Linked DNA regions of Homo sapiens: region 1 is linked to region 2. A link is a loop called in an ENCODE intact Hi-C map of the cell type or tissue named here. Cell type or tissue: ascending aorta. All regions are shown on one strand.

Evidence for each region. A loop is a pair of places that touch in the nucleus more often than their neighbours do. Peaks named below come from ENCODE experiments on the same cell type or tissue, not always from the same donor. Only the 100,000 strongest peaks of a DNase experiment are listed, where the experiment ranks them.
Region 1: it touches region 2 in a loop (6-fold over the local background); 4 of 110 quality-filtered maps call a loop at or near these places.

The regions. Positions count from the first base shown.
Region 1 is chr19:38,399,658-38,407,657 of GRCh38, forward strand. FAM98C (family with sequence similarity 98 member C) reads left to right here and starts at 3,436. Exons shown (of 8, transcript NM_174905.4): 1 at 3,436-3,561; 2 at 3,681-3,829; 3 at 3,903-4,037; 4 at 5,251-5,456; 5 at 5,687-5,764; 6 at 5,862-5,978; 7 at 7,253-7,420. The coding sequence starts at 3,497. RefSeq lists silencers at 502-660, 3,223-3,552, 3,743-3,942. In ascending aorta, a CTCF peak has its summit at 3,466 (motif pointing right); DNase peaks (open chromatin) are centred at 3,424, 4,004 and 5,407; H3K4me3 peaks cover 2,043 bases; H3K27ac peaks cover 576 bases; H3K27me3 peaks cover 772 bases.
Region 2 is chr19:38,846,130-38,854,129 of GRCh38, forward strand. HNRNPL (heterogeneous nuclear ribonucleoprotein L) reads right to left here and starts at 3,857. Exons shown (of 13, transcript NM_001533.3): 1 at 3,571-3,857; 2 at 1,187-1,305. The coding sequence starts at 3,837. RefSeq lists enhancers at 2,118-3,056, 2,895-2,984, 3,057-3,994, 4,145-4,234, 4,565-4,634 and 1 more and silencers at 3,185-3,724, 3,735-3,994, 5,715-6,094. In ascending aorta, CTCF peaks have their summits at 3,906 and 4,665; DNase peaks (open chromatin) are centred at 3,322, 4,322, 5,842, 6,390 and 2 weaker places; H3K4me3 peaks cover 5,519 bases; H3K27ac peaks cover 5,303 bases.

The DNA of each region.
Region 1 (8,000 bases), 450 kb before region 2:
CTTAAATTCTCCCTTCTCCCATCAGACCCTCAAGCTGAGTTTTATAAGACACTCAACAAATGCATTTATTGAGCACCTAATTATGTGCCAAGCCCTGTTGAAAGCACTGGAGATAAAGCAGTGGGCAGAACAGACAAAAGTCCCTCCTGCAAAGAGCTTATGAGCTTTATAGTAGGGGAGACAATAAGTAAATGACTTAATATGTTAGAAATGATAGAAAGCAGAAAGAAAAAAAAAAGTGGGAATGGGGGATACATGCCATTTTAGCTAGAGTGGCCAGGTTAGACCCTCCTCAGGAGTTGGCATTTGTTGTTTTGAGACAGAGTCTGACTCGGTCACCCAAGCTGGAGTGCAGTGGCATGATCTCTGCTCACTGCAGCCTCTGCCTCCTGGGTTCAAGTGATTCTCCTGCCTCAGGCTCCTGAGTAGCTGGGACTGCAGGTGGGTGCCACAACGCCCGGCTAATTTTTGTATTTTTAGTGGAGTCAGGGTTTCACCATTTTGGCCAGGCTGGTCTCGAATTCCTGACCTCAAGTGATCCACCTGCCTTGGTCTCCCAAGTGATTCCAGGTGGAAATCTCCCAAGTGATTACAGGTGTGAGCCACTGTGCCTAGCCAGGAGCTGGCATTTGAACAAAGCCCTGACGGAGGTGAGGGAGTTCTGGGGATGTCTGCAGGGAAGGGTATTTTAAGTAAAGGGAACAGCCAGTGCAAGGCCCTGAGACAGGAGTGTGTCCGGTAAGTCTGAGGAGCTTCAGGGAGCTAGAGTGTTGAGAGGGGAGGAAGCAGAGAAGAGAGCGCTAGGAGATGAGGGCAGAGAGGCGATGGGGCAGATCTGTCAGGCCTTGAAGGGCATTGAATGGACTTAGGTTTTTACCCTGAGTGAGACGGAGCCACAGGAAATTTCAAACATGGGAGGCATGTGACCTGACTCAGTTCACAGGCTCCTTCTGCTGCATGTGGTCAGCAGAGTAGGAGTGGGGTGGGGGACAGCTTCACAGAGAGGAGGCTGCTGTGATGGTTCAGGACAAGACAGCAGCGGACAGGCCCAGGGTGAGGGCCCTGAAGGGTGGAGAAGTGGGCAGGTGTTGGGCCTACTTTGTAAATAGAACCCACAGATTTATGTATGGGATTTGAGATAGAGGAGTCAAGATAGTAAGTCCAGGTTTTTGGCTGGAGCAATTTTTTTTTTTGTTTTAAATTGAGTTCATCACCCAGGCTGGAGTGCAGTGGCATGATCACTGCTCATTGCAGCCTCAAACTCATGAGCCCAAGTGATCCCCCCACCTCAGCATCCCGAGTAGCTGGGATTACAGGTGCACACCACCAAGCCTGGCTAATTTTAAAAATGTTTTTGTAGAGACATGTTCTCACTATGGTGCCTGGTCTGGTCTTAAACTCCTGGGCTCAAGCGATCCTCCCACCTCAGCCTCCTGAAAGGCGGGGATTACAGGTGTGAGCCACTGTGGCCCACCTCTGGGCAATTTTTAACATTTGATTTATGTCAAAAAATAGCCCCCCAAGTGTCCTGCCTTGGGGTAAACAGGGTTATGGGGTTACTCGTATCTGCCCTTAAGGAACAAGTTCTACCCCTGTTCTTCCCTCCAGGCTCCTGGTCCACCCCCAACTTCCAGCAGAATTGTCTAGGAACTACTGGATACCAGGATACAGTAAGGAAGAGATTAGATCTGACACAATGTTTACTTAGCAACAGCAACAAAACAACAGCAGTAGTAACAGTGGAAATAGGTTCCGTGGTTTAAGAGTATAGAGTCTGGAATTTCATCTTCAAGCCTTGGCATCACCATGAATTCACTCTGTGACTTATCTTCTCTCAACCTTAGTTTTCTCTTCTGTAAAAGAGATAAGATACTTCGCCCAATAGTACACATTAAATGCTGTATATATATTAGTTATTCCTTATTAAGTACTCCCTATATATCTGCTAAGCACTTTTTACATATGAAACTCTAATTAATCCTCAGCAACAACTCTAAGAGGTAGGTACTATTATCCCCATTATACAGATGGGAAGCAATTTGGCAGGAACATGGAGCTGGCGAGTAACAGAATCAAGCCCTAACCCTTTGCCTGATTCCTAGGGTGTAATCTCTTAACCACTATGGTGCATTGCACCTGCTCACTCCAAGGCCTAAGAGGGAGAGGAGTGAAGGCCTAACAGGCACATCGTGATCGATGAGGAGGGCCTGGTGTGTGAGGGGTGTGCTGGGATTCCTGGGTCCCTTATGTAATTCAAACCCTGAGGTGGAAAGGAGGGAGGAAGTTTTGGATTTTAGGCAGAGTTGGGTGAACACCACTCCGTCTGGGCTGCTTTAAGAGCAGAGGACAGGGCCAGGAACACTGGCTCAAGCCTGTAATCCCAAGCTTTGGAAGGCTGAGAGGGAAGGATTGCTTGAACACTGGAGTTAGAGGCAAACCTGGGCGACATAGCTAGACCCCTCTCTACAAAACTTTATTTCTTTTTTGACACGGAGTCTTGCTCTGTCCCCAGGCTGGAGTGCAGTGGCGCGATCTTGGCTCACTGCAGTCTGTGTCTCCCGGGCTCAAGCAATTCTCCTGCCTCAGCCTCCCAAATAGTGGTGACTACAGGCGTGTGCCACCACGCCCGGCTAATTTTTGTATTTTTATTAGAGATGAGGTTTCACCATGTGCCCAGGCTGGTCTCGAACTCCTGACCTCAAGTGATCCACCCACCTCAGCCTCCCAAAGTGCTGGGATTACATGCGTGAGCCACCGTGCCCGGCCTCTACAAAACTTTAAAAAAAAAAAAAAATTGGCCGGTTGCAGTGGCTCACGCCTGTAATTCCAGCACTTTGGGAGGCCGAGGCAGGCGGATCGCTTGAACCCAGCAGTTGGAAACCAGGCTGGGCAACATGAGGAAACCTTGTCTCTACAAAAAAATTAAAAACAAATCAGCCAGGCGCGGTGGTCTGCGCCTGTGGTCCCAGCTACTAGGTGTAAGCCACCAAGGCTGACTGATTTTTAAAAATTTAGCTGGGAGGCTGAGGCGGGAGGATCTCTTGAGCCCAGAAGGTCGAGACTGCAGTGAGCCGCGATGGCGCCACTGCAGTCCAGCCTGAACGATAGAGCGAAATCTGCCTCAAAAACAAACCAACAAAACACCAGCAGAAGACAACTGAGGGAGGAAAAGGAAAATGGCACCGAAGTTGTTTTTATGTCGCCGCAACAGTGACACCCGCCGCCAGCTTGTCTTGACAGCGGAGATCCCGAACGCACTGCAATTTACAGCTCCAGGGGGCGTTCCTACAACCCCGACAGGTTAGCCGAGGGGCGGGGCGGGCGGGCCCCGGGGCGGGTTCGGCGTCCTCCTGCGCCAATGGGAGCACCCAAGCCCCTGCGCGGGAAGATGCCGATTGGTCAGTGCCGCCGGACGCTGCGGGGAGCTCGTGCGCGCGGCGCTTTTGGGGCGGAGCCTGCCACCGGCCGCCAGGGGGCGCGCCGAGACCACACTTTCATGGAGGCGGTGAAGGCGGAAGCGTGGGAGGGGGCCGCGGTGGCCCAGGACCTGCTGGCTCTGGGGTAAAAGGGTGTGCGGTGAGGCTGGTGGGTGCAGGAAGGCCAGGTCTGCCCCCTGGACGCGGACGAAAAGGGATTCCCAGTGACATCCCCGCCCCCTCCCGCTGCCTCGGTCCCCACAGGTATGGAGGTGTCCCGGGGGCGGCGTCGCGGGGCGCCTCATGCCCAGACTTCAGGGGGCTGTGCGTGCGGCTGGCGGCGGAGCTGGCGACGCTGGGCGCCCTCGAGCAGCAGCGAGAGGCGGGCGCGGAGGTGCTGAGCGCCGGCGACGGTAAACACGGAGCGGGAGGGTGGCAGGGGGGCCGCCACGGGGCCACCGAGCCCTGACACCCCTGTCCTCGCAGGCCCTGGCGCGGAGGAGGACTTTCTGCGGCAGCTCGGCAGCCTGCTGCGGGAGCTGCACTGCCCGGATCGCGCGCTCTGCGGCGGGGATGGCGCGGCTGCGCTTCGGGAACCCGGTGCCGGACTGCGCCTGCTGCGTGAGTCCCGGGATGCAGAAGTGGCAAGGCCATGGCCTCCGGAGCGGCGGGCTCTGACTTTTTAGGGGAAATCGAGGTTCCCAAGGGGTGTGGTCAGAACTTTGGGGCGGCCCAGAGGGTACGAGGTGGGTGGGGTGAGCATGTTGGGGCAAGCAGAGCGCTCTAAAATGGGCGGGGGTAGAATTTCGTTTTATTTTTTATTTATTTTATTATTATTATTTTTGAGATGGAGTTTCACTCTTGTTACCCAAGCTGGAGTGCAGTGGCGTGATCTCGGCTCACTGCAACCTCCACCTCCCAGGTTCAAGTGATTCTCTTGCCTCAGCCTCCCGAGTAGCTGGGATTACAGGCGCGCGACACCACACTCGGCTATTTTTAGTAGAAACGGGGTTTCACCATGTTAGCCAGGCAGGTCTCGAACTCCTGACCCCAGGTGATCTGTCCACCTCGGCCTCCCAAAGTGTTGGGATTACAGGCGTGAGCCCACCACGCCCGGCCCGGGGTTAGAATTTTAATTGGAGGGCCTAGGAGCTCAAGTGGGTTGGATTAGGAGGAAGGCTTGAGGTTTCAAAGTGGGCAGGAGTGGAATTCGTAGGAGGGGACAGGGTCTCAAGGTGGGGCTTACTCTGGAAGGCTTTAGGTGGGGGGGACTAGAAGGTGGAGGATTTTGTTTTGTTTTGTTTTTAAGTGGAGGTGGGGTCTCCCTATGTTGCCCTGTCTGGTCTTCAACTCCTGGCTTCAAGCGATCCTCCCACCTCAGCCTCCCAAGGTGTTGGGATTACAGGCTACAGGCATGAGCCACTGTGCCTGGGCAAAGGTGGAGGTTTTAAAGCCGGTGGAGCCTCTTTTTTTTTTGAAATGGAGTCTCGCCCTGTTGCCAGGCTGGAGTACAGTGACATGATCTCAGCTCACTGCAACCTCCAACTTCCTGGTTCAAGCGATTTTCCTGCTTCAGCCTCCCGAGTAGCTGGGATTACAAGCACTCACCACTATGTCCTGCTAATTTTTGTATTTTTAGTAGAGACACAGTTTCACCATGTTGGCCAGGCTGGTCTCCATCTCCTGACCTCGTGATCCGCCCGCCTCTGCCTCCCAAAGTGCTGGGATTACAGGTGTGAGCCACCGCACCCGGCCATCAGTGGAGCTTTTTGACCAAGATGGATGAGTGGGTAGCAGCCTCCCTGAGTGCACAGCACCCATTTATTACTTTCAGGCTTTCTCTGCTCAGAGCTCCAAGCCACCCGCCTCCTGTGCCTCCGCTCTCTGCTGGATCCGAGTCCTAGGCCACCCCTTGGTGAAGGGGTAGTGGAGGGAGCCGGCATGGTCCAAGAACTGGACCTTACCCTCCAAGCCCTGGGGCTGCCCAGACCTGCACCAGGGACCCCCGCCAGCCAGCTGCTGCAGGAGTTGCATGCTAAGGTAGAGAGTCAGAGTCCCCTCCCGACCTGGGCTACCCCACTTTCCTTGTGGGGGTGGGGGTCCTCTCTCCACTTCTGGAAGGAGTATTCCAACCACTGGCCTGTTTTTTCTGGAGCTGTGACTGGCATTCTCACATCTGTGGCCTAGGTCCTCAGGGGTGTGGGGAGCTGAGTTTACAGAGGGGCCCATCCTCTCTGCCCCAGTTGGCCTCTGACTTCTTCTCCCATCAGATCTCAGAGCTGCAGCCTTCTCTGCCCCCAGGGTCCCTGCAGCCCCTCCTCAGCTGCTCGCTAGATGCACCCAGATGGGTAAGACTGTGTGCGACTGACTGAATGTGAACTGTGTCCTCATCAGAGGTGGCAGTGAGAGGGACCCCTAGCCTGACCTTGAGACCTTTTCTCCCAGGAAGCGTTGGAGTCTCTGTCCCAAAGCCTCAGAGATCAGTACCGCTGCCGCCGCTGCCTCCTCCTCAAGCGCCTTGACCTCACTACATCTGCTTTCCACTGGAGTGACCGGGCAGAGGTGTGGTGGGCAGGGGACCATGCAGAATTGGAGAGGCCCAGTTGTGGGGGCTGCAGTTGCAGGGAGGAGGAATGAGGGCCAGGAGTATCACCCTCTTGCAGGTTCTCAGGCCATGGACATTTTATAATTTTTTGAGGTTTGGGGCTCCTAGAATCTCAGGGTCCCAGGGTATTGTTGAATTCCCAGCTCTGAGCTGGCAGTATATTCAGAGGCATACCCCATCATTTTTTTTTTTTTTTTGAGACGGGGTCTCACTCTGTTGCCAGGCTGGAGTGTGGTGGTGCGATCTCAGCTCACTGCAACCTCCGACTCCCGGGTTCAAGTGATTCTCCTGCCTCAGCCTCCTGAGTAGCTGGGATTACGGGCACATGCCACCATGCCCAGCTAATTTTTGTATTTTTAGTAGAGACAGGGTTTCACCATGTTGGCTAGGATGGTCTCGATCTCCTGACCTTGTGATCTGCCTGTCTTGGCCTCCCAAAGTGCTAGGATTACAGGCATGAGCCACTGCACCCAGCCTTTTTTTTTTATTTTTTATTTTTTGAGACGGAGTTTTGCTTTTGTTGGCCACGCTGGAGTGCAATGGTGCGATCTTGGCTCACCGCAACCTCCGCCTCCTGGGTTCAAGTGATTTTCTTGCCTCAGCCTCCCGAGTAGCTGGGATTTCAGGCATGCACCACCACGCCGGGCTAATTTTGTATTTTTTAGTACAGACAGGGTTTCTCCATGTTGGTTAGGCTGGTCTCAAACTCCCAACCTCAGGTGATCTGCCTGCCTTGGCCTTCCAAGGTTCTGGGATTGCAGGCATGAGCCACCACGCCTGGCCAAGTGTACCCCATCTTTAAGAGATACGAGCAGAGTCAGGCACAGTGGCTCATGCCTGTTATCCCAGCACTTTGGGAGGCCAAGGCAAGAGGATCACTTGAGCTCAGAAGTTTGAGACCACCTTGGGCAACATAGCAAGACCCCCGTCTCTACTAAAAATTAAAAAAAAAAAAATTAGCTGGGCATGGTGGCGCATGCTTGTCCATCTCAGTTACTCAGGAGGCTAAGGTAGGAGGATCACTTGAGCCCAGGAGATTGAGGCTGCAGTGAGCCACCATCACGCCACCACACTCCAGGCTGGGTGACAGCGAGACCCTGTCTCAAAAAATAAATATTTATTTGAGCTGTGGGCAGTGAGGTCTTGAATGGTAAAGTAATGCTTCCAAGATGACAGGTCCCACGTGGGGAAGGGCTCCAGGGTACCTTCTCTTACCTCCTCCCCACTCCAGGCCCAAGGAGAGGCCATGAGGGCAGTGCTGATCCCAATTCGAGAGGTTCTGACCCCAGAATCGGACATCTCCATTGCACACGTTCTGGCTGCCCGAGCCGACCTGTCTTGTCTCGTCCCAGCCACCAGCGTGGCTGTCCGCAGAGGGACCTGCTGTGCCATCAACAAGGTGGGCATCTGGGGTAGGGAAGGGCCCTGGCATCCTTGGCCTTCAGATTGGCCTTTCAGCCTCTGCTCCAGTCCAAGTTTCAGACTTACCACCTCTAATCCACCCACTAGACATGGCAGCTAGAAGGACCTCGCTCACACAAAAACTGACTGTGGACTCCCCAGCTCAGAATGCTTCCGTGGCTCCCTAATGATCTGAAAACAAAGTCTAGCTATTTACTGAGTCCCTGGCTACTTCTCCAGCTTGGGCTTAAAATCCTTCCCTATCACCAAACACTACCTATTTGTTGTTTTTTAACCTTTTTTTTTTTCAAGACAGAGTCTTGCTCTGTCACCCAGGCTGCAATGCAGTGGCTTGATCTTGGCTCACTGCAACCTCCACCTCCCGGGTTCAAGCGATTCTCCTGCCTCAGCCTACCGAGTAGCTAGGATTACAGGCACCCACCACCATGTCCGGCTAATTTTTGTATCTTTAGTAGTGACGGGGTTTCACCATATTGGTCAGGCTGGTCTTGAACTCCTGACCTTGTGATCTACCCGCCGTGGCCTCCTAAAGTGCTGGGATTACAGGTGTGAGAAAC
Region 2 (8,000 bases):
TGTAGACAGGAGGAGGGTATCATTTGATTTTTTGAGAACTGACTCCTCCATGGCCTCTGAACTCCTCTGCAACCCTATCATGGTTCCCCGACCTGAACACCCTGTGCCACAAGTAGTACCAAAAGCCAAAGAGGTCTAGCTGAGCCATCATGTCCCTCTGGGAAGCCTTCCTGACCTCTCCTCACCAGACTGTCAGATGCCACCCACAGACGGCTTCTTGAGCTTACACTATGACAGTGCAAATCACTCTAGGAGGGCAACTTTCTAAGAGAAGCATCCAGATACAGCTCACTACTGTATTTGCAGTATATAGCATGCACCAAATATTCAGTAACTACTTGCTGAATGAAAGAACACTGGCCAGGAGCAGTAGTAGCTCATGCCTGTAACCCTAAAACTTGGGAGGGCTAGGTGGGCAGACTGCTTGGGCCTAGGAGTTTGAGACCAGCCTGGCCAACATGGCAAAACCTCACCTCTACAGAACAATATAAAAATTAGGCCGGGCGCAGTGGCTCACGCCTGTAATCCTAGCACTTTGGGAGGCCGAGGCGGGCAGATCACGAGGTCAGGAGATTGAGACCATCCTGGCTAACACAGCGAAACCCCATCTCTACTAAAAATACAAAAAATTAGCCGGGTGGGGTGGCCAGCGCCTGTGGTCCCAGCTACTCGGGAGGCTGAGGCAGGAGAATGGCGTGAACCCACGAGACAAAGCTTGCAGTGAGCTGAGATTGTCACTGCACTCCAGCCTGGGCGACAGAGCAAGAGACTGTCTCAAAACAAACAAACAAACAAAAAATATATATATGTAAAAATTAGCCGGGCATGGTGGCGCATGCCTATAGTCCCAGCTACTCAGCAGGCCGAGGCAGAAGGACTGCCTGAGCCTGGGTGAGACTGCACCACTACACTCCAGCCTGGGCCACAAAGCGAGACCTTGCTCTGTCTGAAAAAGAGAACACTGACTAGAAACTACAAGGCAGAGGAAAAACGAAGGAAGGAAAAAGGGTCATGGAACTTGCTGTAATCTGACACAAAGTACAATGGCCAACCCAAAAGCAGAGCGGCCACAGAATCTAGACCAGGATGGCAACAAAATCACTATTTCCAACCAGAAATCGTGGACACACAAGGACACCCAGGAGTCAACTTTGGAAGCCCAACACCTGGCCTCTGAGCCCAGTACCTGATGGGTCCAAACTCCTGCAAGGCCTCCACAAGGTCTGCTTCCACCACACCGTCAATCAGGCCCCTGATGTGGACAACTGGGGAGGCAGGGGTTTTGTGCGGGTCATCGTAGTTCTCCTGAGAAAGGAAGCAAAAACAAGAATTATTTTCTTGCTGTACAAGATGACGCCCCACTGGCCTCTGTACTGTTGTAGACCCAGTCAGATAAAACAGTTGGAGGTCATCCGTGAAGGATGCACAGGAAAGACTAGGGGCAGCAATTGAAGCCAATCAGCCCAGAAGGATTCTGGGTCAGCAGAACAGTGGTCCTGAGTGGGTGATCACTTGCCCACTGGCTCTTGCTGTAGCTTCTGAGGAAGGTATAACGGAGGGAGGGCCACACAAGTCCCAAATCTTACGTTCTTCCAGGGACCCCCCTCTCTTCCCACTGGTCCACTCGACCAAGGAAACATGGGAAAAGAGTAGCTGGAAAAGGAGATACACTGGCAGCAAGGGCTCTAACAGCTATCTGCTACAGTTTGAATGAGGACATCCCCTTTGCATGTGCCCCAAATTCCTTGCCCTTTAACTGGCTGAGCCACCATCATCTAGCTAAGCACACCTGTTCCCCACCACTCACACCCAGGTTCAGTCAGGGCAAAAAACAACACATGCCCCAGAAACTGGGGCAGCCAGGCCAGTCTTGACCCCTTCTAGTCTTGAATCGCCCTCCCACCAAAATCTGCTTTGGAAATTACTGCCTAGGTCAGACTAAGAAAAACCAGACAAGAAAAGTCTTTTATTTATTTTTTGAGATGGAGTCTCACTCTGTCACCCAGGCTGGAGTGCTATGGCGTGATCTTAGTCCACTGCAACCTCCGCCTCCCAGGTTCAAGCGATTCTCCTGCCTCAGCCTCCCGAGTAGCTGGAATTACAGGCCCTCGCCACCACACCTGGCTAATTTTTTTGTATTTTTAGTAGAGACGGAGTTTTGCCATGTTGACCAGGCTGTTCTCGAACTCCTGACCTCAGGTAATCTGCCTGCCTCAGCCTCCCAAAGTGCTGGGATTATAGGCATGAGCCCCCACTCCCGGATGGAAAGTCTTTTAGAAAGACCAGAGACTCCAACCCATACCATTAAGAACCGACTGCTCCTTCCTAAGAGAAGTATCTTACACCCACCGACAAAAGCCTCTGGTCATCAGGAGAAAGATTAACTCTCTTCCGCCTCTCCTGGGCTCTGGGGCCGGCCCCCTGTCTGAGAATCACTGGGCAGAAGTGCGTGGAAGGTGGGTAGAATTGGATTCTATTTCAGGAGCGATCCACGCGAACCACAGGGTGAGGCACTCCCGCCAGGTTAGCAGCTCCCACAAATGGGAGTTCTAACTCCAGCCCTGCCCCTCACTAGCTGTGCCACCTACAGTAATTCACCTCATCTCATCTCTCTCCTGGCCCATTTCCTCCTTTGTAAATCGGGAATCCCAGTATCTCCCCCAACCTCAGGAAGCGTTAAGGATTTTCAATTAAGATGTCTTTAAAATGTGTGGGACAAGGCCAAGATTAAAACGCTAGCAACTCGTAACCCCTAAACCCTGGAAAACCCTGCAAATAGGCGGCCCTGTAAGACTTCAAGATTTTGGAAAGAGTGGGGACTGGGCCCCACTCCAAAAGCAACGACTGGTGTTTTCGGAGGGACTGATTACAGGGGGTCGAAATGCTTCCAACATGGCCAGGAAATAGTTTGGTTTATCAAATCCTCGGTACCCAGTGAATCCCCGGAAACTGTAAGCAAACTTGTGATGGTTTCAAGGCTTCGCTCAACTCCTAAAAGGCTAAAAGTGCATTTCACAAGTCCTCTTCCCATTTTCAATGCCTACAAAAATGAGAGCATCTAGGCTCAAACACATCCATTTCTGTATAGACACAAGGCTGGGCCTTAGAGATTAAGCTGCCATCAGACGGAATTCCCCACTCTAGAGAACAAGGCCGCCGCCCACCCGTTCCCGCTCACCAGGCGCTCCCCTAACCGCCCACGAGGCCGGGCGGGAACACTGCGCCTGCGCATGGAGCCAGCGAAGAAAATGATAAAGGGGAAAAAAACCGGCCGGGCCGCGTGCCCGGCCCCCACACGCCAGCCCGCGGCGCCTGCGCACTGGGCCATTCGCCTCACGAGCTACTTCCTCTGCGCTCCCCCACACCCCGCTCCGGACCCCGCGCACGCGCAGGCGCCTGTCCTCGCGCAAACCCCGCCGTTTGCCCAACGGCCGCCCCTCCCCCACACCGTCAACGACGCGATGGCCTGGGCGCGTGCGCAGAGGCCCCCCTCAAAAAATAAAATGCCCTCAAGCTGGGAAATTGTCCCCCAGTTCCCGGCCTTCCCAGCGCCTAGGGCCCTGGCCTCACCCCACCGCCGCCGCCGCCCGCCGCCCCGGCTCCTCCACCGCCACCGCCGCCGCCTCCGTGCTGGTCGCCGGCGTTGTCAGTCTTGAGCCGCTTAGGGGCCCGGCCGCCCTCACTGCCGCCGCCGTAGTAGCGGCCACCGCCGCCTCCGCCGCCCGCCGCCGCCATCTTCACCATCGCTCCCGACCGCCTCCGCTGCTCGTCCGGCTGCTGCCTCTGCTCCAGCCGCCGACGCCGCTTCTCCGCCCGGGGCAGCAGCCTCCGCGACATGGCGGCGCAGAACCCGCCTCCCCCCGCCTCTCATTGGGGGAGGGACACGCCCGTCACCCGCCGCCCCCACCCGATAGGGGGAGCCACTGGTCCCGCCGCGGGGGGAGGGTAGGCCGCCACACGCCTTGCGCGCTTATTGGACATTGCCCACGCCGTTCTGCAGGAGGGCCCGCCCTTGTTTGTCTGAGACACTCCTTATAGGTGGTCGCTTTCTGCCAGTCTTTCCGTCGACCCCGCCGCCTTAAAATAAAATCCAATTTGATAGGTCGGATTTCTGGCGCTGCTGGCCTCCCTAAAAGCACCTGATAGGAACGGCGCTCTAAACCTCCCAAGAATCTCCGCCTCCCTCCCACTTTCATTGGTCTCCTCGCTAATCCGTCAGCACCAGTCACAATGACGACCTTCCCGCGCCACTTCGCAAGGAGACAAGGAAGCCCCGCCCTTTTTTGGTCTCTCTCCAGTGGTGGTTACAGATGCCCATTCTTCTGCGTCTCCACTGATTGGTCAATGGAGAGTGGAGCGCACCCTCTCACCAGATGGTAGGACTGTTGATACGCTCTGATTGGATGAAATGGGGAGCCCCGCCCCAGGGTAGGCGCTCTTTGGTGCAGTATACGAAACGAGCGAAGGCGAGAACGCATGCGCAAATACGCTTTCAGGCACCGCCCAGAGGCGGGGCCCCCTTATGGAGCGACCGCTGTGTGTGCGCCGGAAGGCTAGACCAAGATTGACAGGAACTCCCAGGGTATCTCTGTCGCCATCACTATACCGTGTTCATTTCTACCTCTAGGAGGAATTGTTAAAATCCCAAATCTGAGCCTTTTCCTCAGTAGAAAACCACTCGCTGCTGCCGACTGTCTTCGGACCCTGTCCAGTTCTAAATTCAGCCGCAACCCCTTTCAGTTTCCCTTGGGAGAAGGCTCTTCCGCGCACTCTCCATGTGTGCCCATGCAGTCCCTTCCACCTGCAATAGTCCACTACCCCTCCTGCAGGAGCTAAGGGCCAAGTCATCTTGTCCGTGCGATCTAAATTAACAGGTCCCTGCCATCCCAGACCCCCAGGATTCCCTTCAAAGCCATAACTCGGGCCAGTGGTTTTCACCTGACAGCTCGACCCCTCTGAGCACCACAGGAGGTCCTGGCCCCGACCCTGGAGAGGGTGGCCACCTACCAAGCGCCCAGTACAGCACCTGGCACAGTGCAAGCCCCCTGCACAGGGGAGGCGTTCTTGTGATCTGTGCCTGCGTCGGGCCTTTCTTCCTCAAGGGCGGGGTAAGACCACCCGCACTGCACCAAGAGAATGTCGGAGGGTATCTCCAGACTCCGGCGAAGCCCAACTGGCGGAGCCTGGGGGGTGGAGAGGAGCGCGCCCCAGTTATCACGCGCAGGCAGCGGGGTCAAACGGGGATTAACCCGGGATCCCGTCCTACGGCATTTAACATTATGGGGCTGCCCGCGCAGGGTGTGGGGGGGAACACCTTAGCGAAGCTATTGGCAAGTGACGATATCGCCAAAGGGGGGAAAAGAAATAAAAGCGAAGCTAGCGTCGTGAGAAACGCGGCGGACGCCCCAAAAGTGCTCCAGGACCTTTCTGCCCGGCTGATGGGGGATTTCGAGTTGAGGTCCGGGTGGAAACTAAGTTTGAAATGGAGGCCGTGTGTGGTGGCTCACACCTGTAATCCCAGCACTTGGGGAGGCCAAGGCGGAAGGCTCGCTTGAGCCCCGGATTTCGAGGTTGCAGTGAGCCGTGATCGCGCCCCTGCACTCCAGCGTGGGCGACGGAGCGAGACCCTATCAGAAAAAATGGGGTTTATGGCAATACAAGAGGGGACAGGCCTGGTGGCTCTGCCGGTGAGGGGAAATAAAGTTAGGGGAGGGGGCCTTGCTGGGGACCTCGGTCAGCTCCCCCGGACACCAGGAAGATCCGACCACGCCAACGGAACAGAGACGGGGGCGGGGCCGCGTCTGAAGCACGTGGCCCGCGTGACGGGAGGAGGCCGGGCCGGTCGCGACGAAGGGCGGGGTCGCTCCGTCCCAACGTCAGAGGAATGCGGTGGGGGGAGGGGGAGAGAGAGGGCCCCTCCCCTCCCCGCCCCCGCGGCCGGCCCGGACGCCCCTCGCGCCGGCGCGCACGGCCGGAGCACGGCGGAACGGTCTCCCCGGCGCCGCACGTTCCAGGCCGCCGGCCCGGCCTGGTGACCCGCACCCCCCGCGCTCCCGGCCACCGCCCCGCCCCCACCCCGCTGCTCGGACCCTGGCCCCCGGCCGCGCGCGGCGCCGCCCGCCAGTGCCCCGGTCACCTTCCCGCACCCCTCGCCCCCAGCCCCTACCAGCTCGGCGGCGAGCCTGACCGGCCGTCCCGGATCGAAAAGAGCAGACACTGGGAAGTTTTGGGAGAGGGAGGGGCGGGCCTTAAAGGGACCACGACCTTTTTTCAGCCCCGTGGGGGGAAGAAAAATTGGGGGCAGGGGGCGCGGGAGCGGGGACACGGCAGGAGACCGAGGGTCGCCCCGCGGGGGAATGGAGGAAACCAGGCGAGAAAGGAGCGGGAAGACCTTGGAGCCGCGGTGTTCGGGCTCCGCGTCCCTTTTCCCCAAAAATCCACCCCCGCCCCCCGCAGACGGAAAGTCACGCAGTTGTTTGAGACTCGCGCATCTTTCCTCCTGGTCAGGCAAGTGTCTTGGCTGAGGCAAGTGTTTGGGGTGTACATTGCTCACATAAGGAAATGGGCTGGAGGGACGCAAGTGACTAACCCAGGATGCCACAGCTTGCAAGTGGCATGGCGGGGCTGGTCTGACGCCGGAGCAGACGCATCACCACTGCACTTGCAGGGCTTATTAGGGTGATGGGGTAGGCTGTAGAGATGGGGGGTTCAGAGCAGGGGACTGGAGCCACCCTACCGGGGTTCCAACGTGGAAGCTGCATTTACTGTCTCTGGCCTTAGGAAAGTAACTTAGCCTTCCTCATCCGTTAGGGGGATGGCAGTAGGAGCTTCGTCTGGGTCGTCATGAGGAATGCAGAGAATGGAAACGGGACCTTAGAGGACTACCCCCATTTCACAGTTGAAGTAAAACTGGCCCAGAGAGTGGAAGAACCGCGAAAAATTACCACAGCTGGGCAGCCTCTGAAAGAGCAGGTCGCTCCCGTTCTTAATCCACACAAAACTTAATCGGACCCTTGCAGATCCTTGTAAACCCATGCCAGCCGGGCACGGTGGCTTCCCCTGTAATCCCAGCACTTTGGGAGGCCGAGGTGGGCAGATTGTTTAAGTCCAGGAGCTCGTGACCAGCCTGGGCAACATGGTGAAACCTTCTCTCTACATAAAATACAAAAAAATTAGCTGGGCGTGGTGGCGTGCAACTGTAGTCCCAGCTACTGGGGAGGCTGAGGCGGAAGGATCACTTGAGCCCAAGAGGTGGAGGCTGACAAAGCGAGACCCTGTCTCAAAAACAAACAACACCCCAGAAAAATATGGCTGGGCGCCGTGGCTCACGCCTGTAATCGTAGCACTTTGGGAGGCCGAGGCAGGAGAATCGCTTGAGGTCAGGGGTTCGAGACCAGCCTGGCTAACATGGCGAAACCCGGTCTCTACTTAAAATACAAAAATTAGGCTGGCGTGGTGGCAGGCGCCTGTAATCCCAGCTACTCAGAATGCTAAGGCAGGAGAATTGCTTGAACCCGGGAGGTGAAGTTTGCAGTGAGCCGAGATTGTGCCACTGCACTCTAACCTGGGCAACAGAGTGAGACTCTGTCTCAAAAAACTAAAATAAATAAAATAGGCCGGGCACGGTGGCTCACACCTGTAATACTAGCACTTTGGGAGGCTGAGGCGGCTGGATCACGAGGTCAGGAGATCAAGACCATCCTGGCTAACACGGTGAAACCCCGTCTCTGCTAAAAATAAAAAAAAAATTAAAAAAAAAATTAGCTGGGCATGGTGGCAGGCGCCTGTAGTCCCAGCTACTGGGGAGGCTGAGGCAGGAGAATGACGTGAACCCAGGAGGCGGAGCTTGCAGTGAGCCGAGATCGCTCCACTGTACTCCAGCCTGGGCGACAGAGCGAGACTCCGTCTCAAAAATAAATAAATAAAAGTAAAAAATAAATAAATAAATAAAATAAAGAAAAAATAGTAATGCTGCTGTGACCATTCCTAGTGATATCTTC